Regions from separate parts of the Homo sapiens genome. Here region 2 is linked to region 1. The links are chromatin loops, found by intact Hi-C in ENCODE. Cell type or tissue: heart right ventricle. All regions are shown on one strand.

Region 1 (8,000 bases):
GAGATAGGAAAAAGAGAAACCCTAAGAGAATGAGGTGGCCTGAGGTGAAATAAAATGAGTGATTCAAGGAGACAGTGGTCCACAGTGCTAAATGCTGCCCCGGAAGTTCAGTAGAATAAAGATATCAGTTCATGTCCTTTGCAGGCACATGGATGAAGCTGGAAACCATTATTCTCAGCAAACTAACACAAGAACAGAAAACCAAATACCACATGTTCTCACTTATAAATGGGAGTTGAACAATGAGAACACATGGACACAAGGAGGGGAACATCACGCACCAGGGCCTGTTGGAGGGTGAGGGAATAGGGGAGGGAGCACATTAGGAGAAATACCTAATGTAGGTGATAGGTTGATGAGTGCAGCAAACCACCATGGCACATGTATACCTATGTAACAAAACTGCATGTTCTGCACATGTACCCCAGAACTTAAAGTATAATAATAATAATAATAATAATAATAATAATAAAAGATTACAAAGTGCTTGTTGCATGTTAGAACAAATACACAATAAGTCATTTTGGCTGGAGAGGGCTTAGTGGAATGGGAGAGGCTACAGCCAAATTGAGGATATAAATAAAAGAGAGGAAGTGGACGCTATAAATTAGGCGAAGTCTGTGTGTGCCAGAGTAGGGGGAGTTAGGGTGATAGCCTATGGCAATAATGAGAGGATGCAGGATTGGTGGAGGCTTTATTTGTAGCATGGGAGAGACTGGGCATGTTTAATGTCAATGGAAAACACTAGTAGAAGCAGAGGGATGATAGAGGAGGTCCCCAAAAGAGGCAGGATGGGTGGAGTCTGTGGCCAGAGGGGTGGGATTGGCTTAAAGCGGGAGGATGAACCTCTTGCGCTGCAAGAATGAGTATTTTCTATGGGATTATTTGACTTAATGACATAGATACCGCTAAATCTCCTCCTCACATGGAGATGAAGTGAAAATAAGAGACAAGGTTATGACATATTTTCCATGTCCACTATGCAACAGAGGGACACAGAAGCCAAGGGTGGTGAGGAGTCTCATTATTATACAGTTTAATTACCTGTTGTTTTCAGAAATGGCCCCTTTAAAAAGGATGTGTGTGATCATCCCTGCTGGGGAAATTTTATTTTGGTCCAACATTTCCACGTCTGCCCTGGATCCAAGTGATGGATTTAGGTGGAACTCTTTGTGACAGTGAACTAACTGCTCAAGAAGGCATACTGGGAGCTTAAACTTCACTATCAACAAGGGATCAATAGAATTTCCAGCTACCTTACTTTGAATTCTACCCCTAGTACATTGGAGATAACTGACCTTTCCAGTTCTCTAGAGAGACCCACTGACCCTCCAAAAAAAATACAAGAAGGACACTTAAAAGGCAAGAAAGAACCACATGGATCAAAACCAATTGTGTGGGAAGAAATACATATAACGAACCGTCAATTCACTGTAGTTTTCTAAAGGAGACACTTTATTCCCTAAATAAGTATGTTTAGAACGGCTTTCAGCACTGGAGAATGTTTCTCTGCTGTTTACTTTGTTTACTTTTATTATTAACTAGAATCTCCCGGGGAACAGGGATCCCATCCAATGCCCTATGGTGTTTTCTGTCCCATGGCACTGTCTGGCATTTCAATCCCCTGTGAAGCACTTAATTGTACCTTAGGGTTGGGGTGGGCCTCCGTGATCCGGGCATGCTCAGTTCAGACGGGATAGCTCAGAAGTCTGATAAACATAAAATGAAAGCTGAGAGTAAGCAGGTGACGGGAATTGTCAAGGGAATATGTGGTCTATGTTTCTGAAGAATCTGTGAGAAGAAACACCCTAACAAATCTATCAAATGGTGCTAAATCAATTACAGCACGTGTATGCAGTTCCCAAGTTAATTTCTCCTGCCCTACAATTGAAGCCTATTCTGATACTCATGTTGAGTTACAAGGGTAATGCCTGCTCATGGGTTTACTGTATTACAACAGCAATGTGTAGTTTATGTCTTTACGTACACAAGGGCTATGCCTGACGTACATAAAGTCATTGTGGTATTGGCATGTTGTCTATTAGGCGTTTGCTCCATTTGCATTAATTCTGTTGTTAATTCCCTAAAGTAGGTTTGAAGGGTTCCAGTCAGCATTAGCATGCAGAACTTGCAGCACTGGATCTGAGAAGCTACAATATACATGGCATCATGTGTTTATCTTGAGCTGCACACACTCAGAGGGCTTCTTCACTAGGAAACAAGTACTATAATGAGGTCTCCTTGACATGATCCCTGTGGCTCATTCTATTTAAAGCAGAGTTTCTCAGTCCTGGCTGCACATTAGAGTTACCCAGGAGTTCTGGAAAATCCTTGTGGGTGAGACCTACCCAGACCAATGAAGGCAGAATCTCTGGGGGCATCCCTAGTTCTGAAATTCCCGCAGGCAATGCTAATTTGCAGCTAGGCTCGAGAATCAATACGTAGAGTTCTGATGAAGATGATGTCACTTTGGTTTCATTTTGTTGGATAAAAGGTGTGGAGTATGCAATCCTCCGTAGCAGAGCTTGTATTTTGTTTAGAAAGCAGTTACCACCATTGCTGCACCTGGTCTCATAATCACAAGGTTGACTGAGGGACCCCTTTACCATGTTACTATCTAGTAAAACTCATCAAATTCCACTACCTTTGCTTATTATAGTTTTGTTAACAGTAAAAATAGAAAGAATCAGCTGGGCATGGTGGCTCATGCCTGTAATCCCAGCACTTTGGGAGGCTGAGGCAGGTAGATCACCTGAGGTCAGGAGTTCGAGACCAGCCTGGCCAACATGGCAAAACCCCATCTCTACTAAAAATACAAAAAATTAGCCAGGTGTGGTGGCAGGCACCTGTAATCCCAGCTACTTGGGAAGCTGAGGCAGGAGAATCGCTGGAACCTGGGAGGCAGAGGCTGCAGTTTGCCGAGATCATGCCATTGCACTCCAGCCTGGGCAACAAGAGGGAAACTTCGTCTCAAAAAAAAAAAAAAAAAAAAAGAAAAAAGAAAGAGTCACAATATCAGACAAGAGTAGATTAGTTAAATATATACACAATATCCTAAGAGTAGAATATTATACAGATATTAAAAGCAATTCTGCAGGTTTGTTTATTTACATTCATTCATTCATTTAACAAGTATTTACAGAGAAACCCTGGTGTGCCAAACAGTGTTCTAGGCTCTAGGGATATAGTAGTGAACAAGAAAGAGATATTCACATGTTTTAAAGAGAAGGTTTAAAAATAGCATGCATATTATTTTATTACATATAAGCATAAAAATATGGAAGGATCTACATTAAAATATTAATCAAGATCTGTGTGATGAAATTAAAATGATTTTAATTTTTGCTTTTTTGGATATTTTTTTCTATGCTGGGCTTTTATTCCTCATGTAATTCTAGGTCTATAAAATAGACATTCGATTCCATTTCTCAGATGTCTTATAGCTCTAACAGAAACATGTTAAGTGACTTAACATGTAGCAGGACCTGTCTAACTCTACTATGTGGTTAGGGGTGACAGCATGGCTGGGCAGAAAAGTCAATGAGAAGTTTTTTTGTTTCTTTTTTCAGAAGGAGTCTTGCTCTGTCACCCAGGCTGGAGTGCAGTGGCGTGACCTCGGCTCACTGCTACATCCGCCTTGCCAGTTCAAACGATTCTCATGCCTCAGCCTCCCAAGTAGGTGGGATTATAGGCGTGTGCCACCACACCCGGCTAATTTTTGTGTTTTTAGTAGAGATGGGGTATTGCCATGTTGGCCAGGCTGGTCTCGAACTCCTGACCTCAAGTGATCTGCCTGCCTTTGACTCCCAAAGTGCTGAGATTATAGGCGTCAGCCACTGTGCCCCGCCCAAATGAAAAGTTTTGATGGCCTCTGGCAGCGACAAGCCTGGCTACTGAGGTTTAAAGTGTAGTGAAAAATAATTACATTAATTCTCCTAGGCTTTTTTCTTATTATTTGCTTTTGTCCACTTGCTTTTCTGTGTAAGTACTTGAGATATTAGAGTCTCAAAAAGTACTTGAATAGATGAGTTAATGATTTGCAAGGTGGTTGAACCTGTGCCCAATCATTCAACTGCAATATTGAAAGTAGCCACAAGATGGCGAGAACGCTTAAAAAGTAAAGAGACCAATAAAAATCCCACAGTCAGCCAGTGGGTGATGTGTTCCCTTGCAAATTGCCATTAACGTGAGCTCACTGACAGACATGTAATCATCAGCCTAAGGTGTCTTGTCTCCTTTGCCCCTGCTCAGCAGAGAGTGCAGCTGACATCAGTTACATAGAGGGGTTCCAGAATCTTCTCTCCCTGCAGCAACAGGGCTGCTTTGCTAAATATGGAAGCCCATGTGACACTTGACTTAGCAAAAGGCTTTAGACTTGCGTGAACTGCCTGTGTGGAGAGCTGCTTGTCCCTGAGGGAGAAGTAGCATCTGCAGTCATGCTGGAAGAAGAGAAAAGGAAACCATACTGTATATATATATAGTTTTTCTTGCCTTTGGTCAGTCTGAGGGCTGGAAAAGAGGGGCTGACAGAATGGTTGAAAGATAATAATAGTGTGATCAGTCTGCAGGCTTCAGAGGCTAGGGGTACAGCAGGTCCAAGGGAGGAGGAAGAAGGACCCCCCCAAAATACAAGTTGTAAAAAAATCATAAAGTATGTAATAATGAAGGATTCACAGGGTCATCTTGCATATATCTAAAACCTGTCCAGGGATTCGCTTTCCAGTTTATGAATGAAAGCAAGTGAACCTTAAAGCAGCATTTAAAAAAATTGTTGATGGATGAAGGCTTATTAGAAGATATAAATATAAAAATCTTGCTCTTGTTAACTTTCTTTTTTGGATTTCTGTGCCCCAGCCTCCCTCGCATTTGTGTGCCTGATGTGAAGTGCATACGCCCTGGAGCTGCACAGCTGTGTTTGGCTTCAGCTTTGTACGCATCTGTCTATGTGACCCTTTTGACCTCTTGGAGCCCTGGTTTTCATGCCTGTAAGATATGGCTTACAGGAAGAATCAGAGAGTCATGTTTGTAAAGTGTCTCACATGGCCCAGCACATAGTAGGGGTTCAAATAAAATGATTTTCCTTTCTTTCCAATCTCACCTTCAGCCACTTTACTTTCGAGTGTTGCCTGGACACTATATTGCCAAGACTGTGTGCTTTCTCTCTCTCTCTTCCTTCTCTGGAGGTCTCTATCTTCCTCTTTGTCCTGGAAATCCCACCATTACTTCAAGGTCTGGTCCAAGTAAAGGTGTTCCTCAGAGCCCCACTGCCCCAATGCCAAAGAGCACTCTGATGAAGTCTATTCTCCCTATCAATGATGATATCTCTTGTGGAACTTATGCTGCTTAATCAGAGATAATAGTTTCCATGTCTGCCATCCTCCTTTACTCCACATTGTGTGTTCCTGGAGCATGAGCTATGACAATGTCTTACATGTCTTCACATCTCTGAATAAATGGAAGAATGAACTTCAGTTGCACTGTTCTGTTCCTTTTTTTCCATGGGGGGAAAAAGATGTCTATAAATGTGTCTGAATCAGTAACTGCCAATGTTTTTGCTCTGCTTGACCATTAACTCAAGTTATAGTCAAAGAAAACAAAACATTTAGATAAGACCATATTATTATGTCAACAACCAAACTCGGTCCTTCGCTTGAAGATTTTGCAGTTGAGTCTGCAAAAACTCTAACTAGCTATAAATCCATATGGGAGCGTATGTTTCATCACTTCCCTCTGACAGACCCAGATGCAGCTCTGTATTAATTAAATCCAGGTCTGAAGAGCCACTATCCAAGCAAAAGAAGTTATGCATGTGTAGCTTATTACTTACATAAAGTGAAACCCTCCCTCACTAAATGCATTGTATGATAAATGAGCTGGACACTGTCCCAGGCCTTTCAGTTTTTACAAAGAGGATAATTTTCTTTAATGTCCTCCTTTGGCAAAGACTACGAATTTTGACAAGAAAATTCAAACTGAGTGAAACTGCTTGCTGTCTCATATCATTGGGTATCCCAAGACAAGAGGAGCTCAAAGCTTTTAGTAACATATTTGGAAAGGTTGAGAGTTCATGAGGAGCACAATATCACTAATGTATTAAATATGGATTTTTAGCATAAGCTAGTAGCTTCCTAGGGAATGCATGTCTCTTTAATGTAGAACCTTTACACTTTACTTGGGAATGATTGATGGAATTGCTAATAGCAGCCTTACAAGTATTATCTCATTCAATCATCCTCAGCACCCTCTATGGTGGCCCTATTATTATCCCTGTTTTACAGATAAGGAAACTGGAGCTTGGGCGTTTAAAAGACTTGCTGAGAGTTACACAGAATGTAGGTGAAATGAATTCAAGGCTGGTTTGATCTCAGAGTAAACTGTTACTATGTACAAAACCTTGTAAGGCTGTTAGTAAAAGTGACTTATTCTGGTTTGCTGTTCATAATGTAAACAAGGATAGGTTACATGTTCATAAAACACAGACTCTGAAAAATGCTACCACAGGGCACAAATACTCTAATGGAAGCACCAAACATTGTGGAACTTGGTCAGAGGAGGAGGGGGATCATAAAGGCTTTTTGACAGGAGCATAAGTGAGTTCATGAAAACCAGAAGTAACCTGGAGTAGCCATTGGTAAGGTTTATCCATCTTGAGGCTTTGAGTCACATAGCATCTTCAAACTTCATTTCTTTGTTTCCTCATGATAAAAATGCAAACATGTCTCAATCTAAGTAATGACAGCACCATATTTATAAGAAAGTCAGAACATTTAGGGAGGTCTCCTTTGTATGTTTGACTTCCAACTCACATTTGAATAACTCACGGAAAAGGGGCTGTCAGGGACAAGATATGGATTAAACTACATCATGTTACCCACTTTAGCATGTTAACATAATTTGTAAAAAAAAATGGTAGGAGTACTGACTAGCTTTTCACACTGATCACCCAAATGTTACATGATCATATTAAAAATGGTGATATTATCCCCCCAAGAAAAATTGATACTACTTTGCAAATTACTACCTCCTCAAACATGATGAATGAGAAAAAAAATTTAACTTTCATTTGAAATGCAAGTAAAATGATAAAGGAAGTAGCCTAGCAACCTACAAAAATCTTTTTTTACAAGTTTATATTTCAAGGAATGAAGATCAGGGCTCAGCTGGTCATTTAAGGAATGATTATTGAGCATTACTTTGTCCCAAGCATTATTATCAGCAACTGGGATACATGAGTGAACAAAATAGACAAAGGTATCTGGTCTCATCAAACTTACATCAGTGAGGGGAAGATAGATATTACACAGTAAATATAATAGGCAAATTATTAGGAAGGTTAAAAGGTAATATAGAGATACTGAAAAAAGAACAAGTAAAACAGAGTTGGAAGGACCAGAAGTGTGGTGGGGCAGTGTTCGTTTTTAAAAATGGTGATCCACATGTATATCCCTGAGAAGGGGAGATCTGAGTAAACACTTAAATGAAGTGAGGGATTTAACCAAGCAGATATCTGAAGGAAGATCACTCCAGGCAAAGGGAAACCGAACGCCTAGAGCAAAGGCCCTAAGAAGGGAATGTGTTTGATGTGTTTGTGTTCAGGAACAAGGTGGCCCATGAGGCTGGGTCAAGCGAGTCAGGGGTGGATGAAGGACAGAAATATGGGGAATCAGGACCCAGAACAGGTATGACCTGCACATAATGGGGGCGGGTTGGCTTTTCTCTGAGTGAAGTGGAAGCCATTTCAGGGTTTTGAAGAGAGGAGGCTCATAGTCCGCCTTGCAACTGAAAAGGCTCCCTCTGGCTGCAGTACTGGGGACTGCAGGGAATGAAAGCATAGTAGGAGGCCTGTTAGCACAGCGAGCCCCAACCTTTTTGGCACCAGGGTACCAGTTTCCTGGAAGACAATTTTTCCATGAACTTGGGGGCGAGGATGTTTTCGGCATGAAACTGCTCCACCTCAGATCATCAGGCATTAGTCAAATTCTCATAAGGAGAGTGCAACC
Region 2 (8,000 bases), 260 kb after region 1:
TGATTTGGCTCTCTGTTTGTCTATTACTGGTGTATAGGAATACTTGTGATTTTTGCACACTGATTTTGTATCCTGAGACTTTGCTGAAGTTGCTTATCAGCTTATGGAGATTTTGGGCTGAGATGACAGGGTTTTCTAAATATACAATCATGTCATCTGCAAACAGAGACATGTCATCTGCAAACAGAGACAAGGACTCTTTTACAGAACATTATTGCTAAATGATGATCTGACATTGGCTTGAACACTTCCAGTGATGGGAGCTCACTGCTGTAAAGAGAGGACTATTCCATAAATACAGTCAATAGATGAACGTGCATTACAACAATCTGTCCCTTTCCCCCAGTAATATTCTCCGCTTGATTCTAATAGTGTCATCTGTAGCAAGTAATCTGTTCACTTTTCCAATGTGACAGACAGCCAAAATTTGAAGTTCATTAGAGTTGATGATTCCTGCTGTAAGGATAGATATATAGGTCAATACAAAAAATAGCTGATCAAGAAGTGGACTGTTCAGGAAACAACAGATGTTTTAGAGTATATGGAGAAATAGAAATGCTTTTACACTGTTGGTGGGAGTGTAAATTAGTTCAACAACTGTGGAAAACAATGTGGTGATTCCTCAAGGATCTAGAACTAAAAATACCATTTCACCCAGCAATCCCATTACTGGGTATATACCCAAAGGATTATAAATCATTCTACTATAAAGACACATGCATACGTATGTTTATTGCAGCGCTGTTCACAATAGCAAAGACTTGGAACCAACCCAAATGCCCATCAATCATAGATTGGATAAAGAAAATGTGGCATGTAAACATCACAGAATACTATGCAGCCATGAAAAAGGATGAGTTCATGTCCTTTGCAGGGACATGGATGAAGCTGGAAACCATCATTCTCAGCAAACTAACACAAGAACAGAAAACCAAAAATGGCATGTTCTTACTCATAAGTGGGAGTTGAACAATGAGAACACATGGACACAGGTAGGGGAACATCACACACCAGGGCTTGTCAGGGGGTGGGGGGTGGGGGATGGGATAGCAATAGGAGAAATACCTAATGTAAATGACAGGTTGATGGGTGCAGCAAACCACCGTGGCATATGTATACCTATGTAACAAACTGGCACATTCTGCACATGTGCCCCAGAACTTGAAGTAAAATTTAAAAAAATGAAAAGCTCTTGTTCAATGCAATGTAGAAATACAAAAAAAGAAAGAAAGAAAAAAAAGAAGTGGACTGTTACATTTACAGGTGGTTGATTTTTTTTTTTTTTAATGGAGTCTCGCTCTGTCGCCAGGCTGGAGTGCAGTGGCGCAGTCTCGGCTCACTGCAACCTCTGACTCCTGGGTTCATGCCATTCTCCTGCCTCAGCCTCCCAAGTAGTTGGGATTACAGGCATGCACCACCATGCCCAGCTAATTTTTGTATTTTTTTTTTAGTAGAGACAGAGTTTCACCACGTTGGCCAGAATGGTCTCGATCTCCTGACCTCATGATCCACCCCCCTTGGCCTCCCAAAATGCTGGGATTACAGGCATGAGCCACTGCACCCAGCCAGGTGGTTGACTTTTAACAAACATTTCAGGATAATTAACTGGTGAAAAACTTGTCTTTTCAACAAATGGCACCAGAACAGTTAGATATCCACATAAAAAATTGAATCTTCAAATCACCTCACAATATATATATAAAAATGAACAGAAACAGACATTCACATAAACATAAAAGCTGAAAGTATGGTACTTTAAACAGAAAGCATAGAAGTATATCTTCTTCCCTTGTAGGAAGAAGATATTTCTTAAATATGATACCAAAAACATAAACTATAAAAGAAAAAATTAATAAATTACATGACATTAAAATTCAAAAATGCTCTTCAAAAGAAACTGTTAAGAAAAATGAGAAGTCAAGTCATATGCTAGGAAAAAATTCACAATACATATATCTGACAAAGGACTTTAGAACTTACAGTGTACTCTTACAACTCAATAAAAAGTTTTTGAACATACCAGGTACAAATAGGGAAAAGATTTTAGCAGATTCTTCGCCAAAAAAAGTGTATACAGATGGTCAATAAGCACATGAAAGTAGCTCAACATCATTAGTCACCAGGGAAATAAAAACTAAGAGATCCCATTCCTCACCACCAGGATAGCTAAAATTAAAAAGGCTGACAATACCAAGTGTTGGTGAGAATCTGGAACATCTGAAACTTTCATGCATTGCTGTTGGGAAGGTAAATTGGTATAATTACATTGGAACAGAATTTGATGTTTTGTTATAAATTTAAATATTGTTTTACAGTGCTAGCCAGAAATTTTACTCCACTGTATGTACCTAAGACAAACTAAAGCATAAGTTTACAGGAAGAATTTTACACGAATGTAATTAGAAGCTTTATTTGTAATTACTCTAAACAGGAAACAACCCAAATGTCCATCATCAGTTGATTAGATAAACAAATTGTTACTTATGTTAAAATCAACACTTCTCAACAATAAAAAGGAACAAACTATTAACCTATGCATCATCCTGTTTAAATCTCAAAAACATTATGCTGAGGGAAAGAAGATAAGCAAAAAAGATTATATATTGTATAATTTCATTTACATTAAATTTTAGGAAAATCTAAACTGGTCTATAGTGACAGAATATTGCCCATGTGTTGATGGGGTTTGAAGTGATGAAATTTGACTGCAAATATTCTATATCTCGATTGTGATGGGTGTCACACGATTGTTACATCAGGATATCGTTTGTCAAAAGTCACTAAATTCTACACTTAGATTGTATACATTTTGTTGTACGATAATTATGACTCAAGTTGATTTTTGAAATGTTTTTTTCTGATTGTAAAAGTAATACAATCTTTTTTACAAAGTATGAGAAACAAAATGTAAAATTAAAAACAAAAACTGTGACCCAATACCCAGAGAAAACAAATACAGAAGATATGATATATTTTCATTTCCTTTTCCTTCTGATATATATGAACATTAAAGTTTATGTGGCATTATTGGATATTTGGGGGCATATAATTTATTGTTAGAATAAAGAATGCCAGAATAAACTTTTCGTATATATTCTTTGACTAAGCTTCCAGTAATTTCCAGAGCCATATTACTAGTCAAAGGGTATTACATTTTTTTATTATACTTTAAGTTCTGGGGTACATGTGCAGTACATGCAGGTTTGTTACATAGGTATACACGTGCCATGGTGGTTTGCTGCACCCATCAACCCGTCATTTACATCAGGTATTTCTCATAATGCTATCCCTCCCCTAGCCCCCCACCCCCCGACAGGCCCTGGTGTGTGATGTTCCCCTCCCTGTCTCCTTGCTATGCTTTGTAAAATTTTTTCCTAGAATGATGATCTATTTCTACTAACCATATGTAAAGCACGACTTTGATCTTTGCCATATCCTAAGCATAATTGCTAATTACTGAATTAGTCTTTTCTCATTTGAACAAAGGTCATTTTAATTTGCATTTTTTTCTATAAGTAATTAGATTACATTTTTTCTTAAAATATGTTTATAGTTACTTATGTTTCTATAAATTCTGTTCAGGCACCACGTCCATTTTTTTTCTGTCATAATTTTATTAATTTTGAGACAGAGTCTGGCTCTGTCACCCAAGGTGGAGTGCAGTGGCACAATCACAGTTCACTGTAGCCTTGACCTTCTGGATTCAAGAGATCCTCCCATTTGTGCCTCCCAAAGTGCTGGGATTACAGGTATGAGCCACCATGCCTGACCCAGTATTTTATTTTTAATAGATATATGTGCTTCCTTATCTCTTAAGGACATCACTGTTTGTGGGTCATATTGGTTTTAAATATTTTTCTCAGATTTTTTTTCCTGGTATTTTGGTTGTTCAGACCAAATTTAACAATTAAAATACCAAAAATTTCTATTTTTGTGTAGTCAATTTTTAATTTGAATTCTGCTTTTCAAGATGTTAGCAACCAAACTATACAGGAATTTGAAAATTTTCTGTATTAAGCACAAGGCAGTATGATTATTCCATATATGAAACCATAAAAGAAAAATAGACTGGACTCTACTAGAAAGGAAAACATGGAGAAACTTTTACCTGCCTCAGCCTTGCAACAAATAACATATATAATCTACCTTAAAATAAGAAATACGTAATAGTTGAAGGAAAGTAAAATACAGAAAAGAGAGCGCATGAGGTGGTGTTTTGGCATATGCCACTTCTTATAGGCAAGGAGTATAGATATGGAGTTGGTGGTTAAGGTTATGATACATGTTTAAGATTGGATACTTAAAAGCTTACCTGCCTGGGTCTTAGGGAGCTACTGGTAGTGTGTATACATGGACCTCACTCATAGTCAAGAATATTTGGACATTGCTCACATGACTCTTCCTAAGATATTGGTATAAGAATAAGAACCTGAATTTCAGAGAGTATTGACTAAACCATAATGTAAGGTTCGAGCAATCAGGTGGTTTTCACAGGCCACGTAGTGTTGTCCAAGGGTTTGAGGTGATGTGAATGAAGTTTTTTGCGTTAGAGAATCAGTGACCACAGAGGTCTTTCTAATCTGTGTGTGAGCACCGCCTGCTGGCCACCACAGGGAAAATTGACCCTGGGAAGCTGTTTCACGGAGAAGCATTGGTGCCTAGACAGGGTATCACAGTCTTTAAAGAAGTTTGGCCATATGCAAATTACAGTGATGATTCACTGTGGTATGCAAATTACAGTGATGACTCACTATGGAAAGAGATTTTTTGCTTTCAAAGTGTCTTGGAATGTGAGACTTTGAGAATTATCTTTCTAAAGGGAGCGAGTGTGGAAAAGTTATTCTAATGTGCTGTTTGTAGGAGAGTAGGTTGGTTTAATCTTCAGGAAGTGCATTTTGGCAATGTGTGCCAAAAAATTAAATTGAACTACCAAATCCTACTTTTAGGAATTTATCCTAAACAAGTAGTAAAAAAAATTAGCGAAGATAATTGCAAGGGTTCTTTTTTTTCCCAAAGTAATATTATAGTGGCGAAAAAAATGTATTCCATTGTGAAGTAAAGAGACTGTTTATGTAAACTATGGTTTGGCCACCTAATGGAATACTATGTTGCCATAAAAAGGATGTATGTATTTTGATATATATCAATATGGCAAGGTATCTATAGTATATCATTAGGTGATAAAATGCATGTCCATTAAACTTCATGTACTGTATCATGAGCTCTGGAGTCAAACGGCCTTGTTTCAAATTCTGGCTTCTCCACTTGCTGTCATATGAGTTTGGGCAATCTGACCTTTTCTGTCCTCAATTTTTTTATCTCTAAATAGGAAATTTATTGATAGTACATACTTTATAAGGTGGCTTTAAATATGAAAAAGGAATTCAAATAAAGGGCTAAAGCTCACTACACCTAAAAAAAAGTCAATTCTTTTGATTGTATCTTTGTGCTCATAAAATATATTCCCACTTATGTTTCTATCCAGGAACAGAAGTAAAGAATAAATCAACATAATGGGGCTATTTATCTCATAGTGTTGTAATTAAAGGTAATTTTTAAAATATTTTCTTTATACCATTTTATATATTTTAGTTTATACTTTTAATATGTATCACATATAAAACTTAAAATAATCAAAGCTATTTTCTATACAAAAAAAGAAAAGCAGCCTTCTTACTGCAGGAACAGTAAGGCATCATTAACAACATACTTTTTGAACTGAAAATGAATTGAATTTGAAATTTCAGATCATATTTAGAGCTTCATAATCGGTTTGGCCAGGTGGTGTTAGTAGTCACTGAAATTTACAGATGAAAGCATGAATCCTGAATACCCAGATAGAGTTCAAATTTTTCTCAAATGAAATATCTATAAAAGCTGGGAAACAAACTAAATTCCCCAAAGGAATGCTTTTCTCATAATCTCCATGATTTAAGCAAAAGTAGGGCAAGTACTACTGATGTGCATATAATCATAATAATGACTTTGAAATCTGATTTAATGCTACAGAATGTTCCTTTTTTGTCATATATCATCCATGGAGAGGAAAAGATAAAGGAAGAGAAGGAAAGAGGCCATATATGATCGTTTTTGAAGTGCTACCTAAATTATCTGATTTTTATTCTTAATGGATTCTTATTTGAAGTTTGATGTCAGTGAATGTTGAAATAAGAAATTATCTTAATATCACATTTCCAAAGTTCCATTTGTGTTTCTCTACAGGGTTCTATTTAATGATACTTGTTTGCAAATCTCAGTGTCTGCACATTGCCCCATACTCAAAATAGACAGCAGGGGGCAATTTCTTTCAGGATTGCCCTTTCTAAAATCTTTGTGTTGTTACAACCAGAAGAAGAACCCAGCCATAAAAATATTGACGAACCGATGTATGAGTTTCACAGTTGGGCTTATATGAGTATTAAAGTTCATGGTGGAACATGGACATTTAACCACGTGCAAGGATTTATTTTGTTTCAGATCAAGAAAATTATCTTGACTTTTCAGATAAGATGGGAAGATGACTACAACACAGTCATCTAATACTCTTTTTCCCCAAATTCCTTCAAAATAAGAAAGAAAAAACCCGCATGGCCATTGGAAAGTAGGAAAGGCACTATCGAATTTGCACTAGCTTTGGAGAATTTATTGGAGAGGTGGTGAGATGAACCCAGATTGATGAAAGTTCTAGAGTGACTCACAGCACTCCTCCTGTACAAGAGCCGTGCTCCTGGAAAGGAGGGGAGGAGATTCTGCCAGACCCAGGCTAACATCCAAAACTAATCAAGCAAGAGCTGGAGATAAGCAAGGCCTGTTTTGTAAGATTTGGACCCCACCAGTTAAGCTCCGTTGTGGAATGTGAAATGTCAAAGAGACATCAACTCACATGTCAACAGCAGTTGATTTATACTGACTGCATGCTTGTGTTGAGAAGAATTTAATGCTGTGACTGGGCTGAGCAGTAGGGTTGCCAGATAAAATACAAAATGCCCAGACAAATTTGAATTTCAAATAAACAACACATACTTGTTTAAGTATATATTATGTCCCAAGTATTACACAGGACATGCTAAAATTAAAAACCTATTTGTTGTTTCTTCAAATTTAACTACGTACCTTGTATTTTTATTTATCAAATTTGGCAATCACGTGTAGCAGTGAAGAACATGCTGACTATTGGTTTTGTCTGCCATGATTAATGAAAAGAGAAATGGCTCCACAGTCCCAAGGAGACATGGAGTCAATTCTACTGTCCAGCATCCACAGTCTCATGTGAAAATGACAGGTGCAATATTCACCACAGAGAATATTTATAGCTCTGCCTTCTTCCCCACTGCCCAGTATTCAGAGATGCTCAAATAACAATGTAAATTTATCTCAAGAAAAATACTCTCTCACTCCTCCCTAACTCATTTTATGAAACCAGCATCATCCTGATACCAAAACTGGGAAGAGACACAACAAAAGAAGAAAACTTCAGGCCAATATCCCTGATGAACATTGATGTGAAAATCCTCAATAGAATACTGGCAAACCGAATCTAGCAGCATATCAATAAACTTATCCACCACGATCAAGTTGGCTTTATCCCTGGGATACAAGGCTGGTTCAATATACACAGATCAATAAATGTAATCCATCACAGAAAGAGAACCAAAGGCAAAAACCACATGATTATCTCAATAGATACATAAAAAGACTTTGATAAAATTCAACATCCCTTCATGTTAAAAACTCTCAATAAACTAGGTATTGATGGATCATATCACAAAATATAAAGAGCTATTTATGTCAAACCCACAGCCAATATCATATTGAATGGGCAAAAGCTGGAAGCATTTCCTTTGAAAACCCATACAAGACAAGGGTGCCCTCTCTCACCACTCCTATTCAACATAGTATTGGAAGTTCTGCCCAGGGCAATCAGGCAAGAGAAAGAAATAAAGGGTATTCAAACAGGAAGAGAGGAAGTCAAGTTGTCTGCAGATGACAGGATTTTATAT

The links. Hi-C counts contacts between places; a loop is a spot of excess contacts. Peaks named below come from ENCODE experiments on the same cell type or tissue, not always from the same donor. Only the 100,000 strongest peaks of a DNase experiment are listed, where the experiment ranks them.
Region 2: a loop joins it to region 1, with 11 times the contacts of the local background. A loop is called at or near these places in 66 of 110 quality-filtered maps.

The regions. Positions count from the first base shown.
Region 1 is chr6:12,890,171-12,898,170 of GRCh38, reverse strand. All of the region lies in intron 4 of PHACTR1 (phosphatase and actin regulator 1), which reads right to left. Among named protein-coding and RNA genes, the nearest start is that of PHACTR1, 180 kb to the right of the region's middle. In heart right ventricle, CTCF peaks have their summits at 3,895, 4,095 (motif pointing right) and 7,796; a DNase peak (open chromatin) is centred at 4,110; H3K27ac peaks cover 1,514 bases.
Region 2 is chr6:12,634,824-12,642,823 of GRCh38, reverse strand. No RefSeq gene overlaps it. Among named protein-coding and RNA genes, the nearest start is that of LINC02530, 53 kb to the right of the region's middle. RefSeq lists a silencer at 4,518-4,577. In heart right ventricle, a CTCF peak has its summit at 4,591 (motif pointing left); a DNase peak (open chromatin) is centred at 4,601.